Linked DNA regions of Homo sapiens: region 2 is linked to region 1. A link is a loop called in an ENCODE intact Hi-C map of the cell type or tissue named here. Cell type or tissue: Calu3. All regions are shown on one strand.

Region 1 (2,500 bases):
GAATTGAACTCCCAAGCCCCACAGTCTCATTGTGCACATCTGCACACTCCACTCACATAGTTTTTCTGTTCCTAAATGTACCTTATGTGCTCCAAAGCTCAGTGTTCTTACACCTCCCTCATTTCCTCTGCCTAAGGGGCCAGGCCCACCTGGTTAGCTCCTGCTGAGCTTTTATACCTCAGCTCAAATGTTACTTTCTCTGGAGCCTTTCCCAGCACTTCAGGTTAAATCAGATCCTGCTGCAATGTACTTTCAGAGCATTGTAGACATTTTCTTCATTACCATGATTCGTTTGTTACAGGCACTTGAGTGGCTGCTTAACGTTCATTTGCCCCACTCAAGTATGAGCTCCAAGTGGGTATAATGTCACCATGGCCCACCGATGTATCACCATGTCTTGCCTAGCACCAGAGGCATAGGAAACGCGCAAAGTTTACAAGCATGAATGAATAAATGAACGATCGAGTGAATGAGCACTTTCAAGAGGTAGCCCTTAAAGACTGTAGGGGCCAGCGTGTCAGAGGTGTGGACGTCAGCTGTGCTCTGTGGAGCATTGTGGCACACCTGTCTCAGCCTGGCCGACCATTCTAGCATAATTTGAATATAAGTGTGTCTTTTCTGAGATGGTGTGCATCCTGAGAAAAGGGGCCTCTTGTTCAATCTTTATCTTCTGCATCTAATACAGGAAACTATATCAAACACAGAATTCAAAAGAAACATATATTGAATGGCCACACTTTTCAGCAAGTTTCTTTAAAAGGATGGCAGCTTCTCTAACTTATATATCACTCTCTTTCATTACTCAAATCGGGCTATATTCCAAAGCCGAAACAGTGCCCACCACATGTGACTGTGTTGCAGCCATCCTATCACCTCTGGCCATCAAGTTTCCGTTGGCCTACAGCCTATCTGCTGAGTTTTTGAGGCATTTTACAAGTATCATTAACCTCATCATGTTCAATAACTGTAAAAGTAGGAAAATCATTGAGTGTGCATTTAGAAAGACTCATGATCATGATGGAATTTAAAGTGAAACAATTTTACATGAGTAGGTACCTATCTAGTATTTGTGGAATGTTTCACTCCTGTCCAACAGGAAAAGTATCTTATTCATGTGGGGTTAAAAAATATTGATAACAGAAGGCTCAGTTCACACATGCCTCCTCATCAATGAGCCAGGGCACATAATTAGTTGACCAGAAGGCTCGCTGGGATTAATTAGCAGCTGTGTGTGAAAAGCTTGGTTCAGATTTGTAGCACGAAGGATAGGGGTTCTAGAATGGCCACTTCCTGGATTCACAGTTCAATCACGCAGGAGGATCTCAGGGCTTGGCTGTTGAAGTTGCTGGGGGCTCTTGGCTCCTATATGGACCGGTGTGGGCATGTGCACATCCAGCTACCGCCGGCAGAGGGCAGCAGTACGCTGCGCGTGTTCAATTTGCATCCCAGATTAGCAAATCCCCAAGGACCTACATAAGAAAGAGGGTGTCCCAGCACTACCCTAATTCCTTTTCACTGGGTATCAAGACTGATCTGAGTCATTGCAAACACAGACCTTTTACATTATGTTGGACTTTGGCTCATCTGAAATAGAGAAATGAATACACAACTAGGAGCTGCCATCACAGACAGGAAGTAACTTTAATTAAATATTGTGAAAGTTGAAAAGTTTTTACAGCTTGAATTTTTGCAAAAAAAAAAAAAAAATTTAACAATCTCTACAGTAGTTAGGTTCTCTAACAATTGAACTGTACAGTGTGTGTCTATTCAAAAAGTTTTGATAAGAAGGTGAAAGGTTAGTAGATTTAGAGATGACTTCATTTAAGCTGCATCCTAGTACAATGTGAGGCCAGGGCAATGTTATGCAATCCAGTCATCCAGAAGCTGTATTTTTTCCCCCAACACTGAAATCTTAATTTAATTCTTCATTTCATTTTCTTCTTAAAGCCATATTCTGTATTTAGGGGAACATCTTTTATTTGTAAAACTTTTGTGGAGAAGAAAGAGGATCAGAGGGCCAGAATGTCTTTTCATCTAATCAATAGAAATAGAAGCAACAAAACACAAATTATACACATTTTAAAGGCTCTTTGGACTTTCAAGAAGAGTTCTAACCACTGCACATGGCTGACAGATGGGTAGTGTCTGTTGTCAAGGTCTAAGCCGGACACCTTCCCGGCTGACCGTTCATTCCTTCAGAAACAGTTAAGGGGCTCACCAGATAAAATATGGCTTTAACTTGTGTACATCTTCAGGCCAGCGCTTACCACGCAAATTCAGATAACCTTTCTGAGTACCGAGAAGCAATGCGTCCACCTTGCTTACATTTTCCAGTTTTTTTTATTATTATTAGTCATCATTATTATTTCTCACCATGAAAAACAGCTTTCCTCCCTCCCCTACCCTCCCACAACTCCCCTCCCCCACCCACCCCAACCCATAAAAATCGCACTCTTGACAGCCTAGTGAAAACCATTGCAAAATCCATATGGGGGCATGC
Region 2 (2,500 bases), 930 kb before region 1:
GAGGCAGGGGAGTCTGTTACCAAGTGAAGACACCTGTCTAGAAAGTTAGACCATCTCAAGCCTTCTGCATTTACATTATTGTAACCTTGTACCTTTTCTTTACCAAAGTCCACACATCTAAGTCACCACTCTTGCCGGGCGCAGTGGATCACGCCTATAATCGTGGCACTTTGGGAGTCCGAGGCGGGTGGATCACCTGAGATTGGGAGTTCGAGAACAGCCTGGCCAACATGGTGAAACCCTGTCTCTACTAAAAATACAAAAATTAGCCAGGTGTGGTGGCGGGCACCTGTAATCCCAGCTGCTCGGTAGGCCGAGGCAGGAGAATCACCTGAACCCGGGAGGCAGAGGCTGCAGTGAGCTGAGATCATGCCACTGCACCCCAGGTTGGGCCACAGAGCAACACTCAGTCTAAAAAAAGGAAACAAAAATAGCTGGGCATGGTGGCAGGCACCTGTAGTCCCAGCTACTCGGGAGGCTGAGGCAGGAGAATCACTTGAACCCAGGAGGCGAAGGTTGCAGTGAGCTGAGATTGCACCACTGCACTCCAGCCTGGGCGATAGAGCGAGGCTCCATCTCAAAAAATAAAAATAAGTAAAATAAAAATAAAACACCACTCTTGAGGTGGCTTTTTTCTTCCAAGTTTACTTGAAGTTCATGCTTAGGAAAGGAACTTGGCCCACATTCTGAATTATCTCCTCTAAGCTGCAAGCAGTGGTAATTGCCCTGTGAATTTATTCTACCTAATAGCTCACTGGCACTAGTCCATTCTGTTCATGATCTGCTGAAATCACCATTCATTCTGCTCCCTCTGAGTGTTTTACCACATTTGGCAAATCAATCTTCACATTCTTCCAAAAATATTTAAATTTTCTACCAGCTTTCCACTGTGCATGTACAGGAAGTTTAGCTGTCCCAGATTTGCCACATTGATTACTTGGATCTCTTCTGTGTGCTTCCAGAACTGAATCACCTGGTAAGGTAGACAAGAAAAGTCACATTTATTCTTAGAGGGGGAAACCTGAAGTTAACTGTCAAGACCCAGTTTCTCACTTTAAAGGATCCATTAACTTGAGCCCAGCTGACACACACCAAGTTGCTAACTGCTGCAGTAGAAAGGGAGGCAAGACCCGTGTGCTGTATGTCTGGTCCTTGCCTGTTTGTTTTGAATCTCAGATACTTCTGATTAAATGAGAATGTCCTAATTAATCAAAGTAATGGCAAAAGAGTCAGCTAGCTTGACACTGTAAATGTACAGTGACAGTTAAATGTTGGCAGGGAGTGGAGGCCAGTGGAAAGAGACACATCGATCACTCTCCCTGTGCTTCCAAGATAGGAGTGGCAAGCAGAAAAAAATGCCAACCGTTCTCTCCTTGGTTATAGATGAAGAGTTTTTCAGTCTGCTCAGTTACCACTAGGTGGCAGTGGGTTAAAGAAAACTGCTTACCTAGAGGTCCCAGAAGGACCGGAGTCTCTAGTCTCCAGTCACTGCTACAATTTATCGTTAAATGCTCACCAGTCAGGACTGAGTTAATTAAGGAAAAACAAGCTATAATCAACCCAAGTGGCAATATAAACGTTTCTTTTCAATATTGAATTTACCTAATTCGAAGCTCGGGAAGCCTGACTGATGGCGTTCAGGTAGTGAATGTGCTTGGGGAAGAGTGGCAAAGCGGGATTTCTCAGTGTCTGCTGTTTAAGGGGTCTCTCACTACTCTTCCATCCTGAGACTCCATCTCAGAAACTGTCAACTCCATCCAGCCTCTTCCCACCTGCTGCCAAGGGATTGCCCTGGGAAGCCTCTCTTAAAGCCCTTGTTTCTTAGCAACTGTCTCACTTTGAAACAATTCAGTTCTACCCAATGTTGCCTGAAAGCCCATTTGTGAGAGAGGTTGCAGCTCTCTTATGATTCTATGGCCAGAATTGAGCCTCCACTCCAAGATCGTGAGCAAATATGCTCGAGCCAGAGGGAACTTTCTAATAAACAGAGGAAAACCTGTTTTAGGTTGAGATACTGGCGGGCAGAAGTGGGGGGTGGGCAGTGCTAGTCAGGCTCCTCGCACATCACACCAAGACCTTCAAAAAGCCTTTCCCTCCCTACCTCAAGCATAATTTTTCAGCAGCCTATTCCTGTGGTGTAGAGGAATAACAGTATGTGAGATAATAGTAGATACTGGTCTTCAAATGTTTAAAAATAAGGTTATAATAAAGAGCCATTTTGATCCTTGGCAACTTGCACCACATTTCACTTAGTCACGCTGTGTGAAGAGGCAGAAAACAGATCATGCAATAAGAGACACGGTCCGTTTATAACATTTCATCCCTGCATTAAGCATATTACATGCATTACCTTGTTCAGATACCACCATGAGAGGAAGACTCTATCCCCTTGATATATGTGAGGAAACTAAAGCTCAGAGAGGTTATGTAAGTTGCTAAAATCTCTCTACTAATAAATAGTGAATTGAGGGGTCTATCTAGGTCTCACTGACTCTTAAGT

What was found. Hi-C counts contacts between places; a loop is a spot of excess contacts. Peaks named below come from ENCODE experiments on the same cell type or tissue, not always from the same donor. Only the 100,000 strongest peaks of a DNase experiment are listed, where the experiment ranks them.
Region 2: a loop joins it to region 1, with 7 times the contacts of the local background. A loop is called at or near these places in 2 of 110 quality-filtered maps.

Annotation. Positions count from the first base shown.
Region 1 is chr5:158,694,298-158,696,797 of GRCh38, forward strand. EBF1 (EBF transcription factor 1) reads right to left here. Exons shown (of 16, transcript NM_024007.5): 16 at 1,623-2,500. Among named protein-coding and RNA genes, the nearest start is that of LINC02227, 290 kb to the left of the region's middle. In Calu3, CTCF peaks have their summits at 1,386 (motif pointing right) and 1,585; a DNase peak (open chromatin) is centred at 1,414.
Region 2 is chr5:157,760,749-157,763,248 of GRCh38, forward strand. No RefSeq gene overlaps it. Among named protein-coding and RNA genes, the nearest start is that of LSM11, 18 kb to the left of the region's middle. RefSeq lists a silencer at 1,336-1,385. In Calu3, CTCF peaks have their summits at 1,446 (motif pointing right) and 1,663; a DNase peak (open chromatin) is centred at 1,423.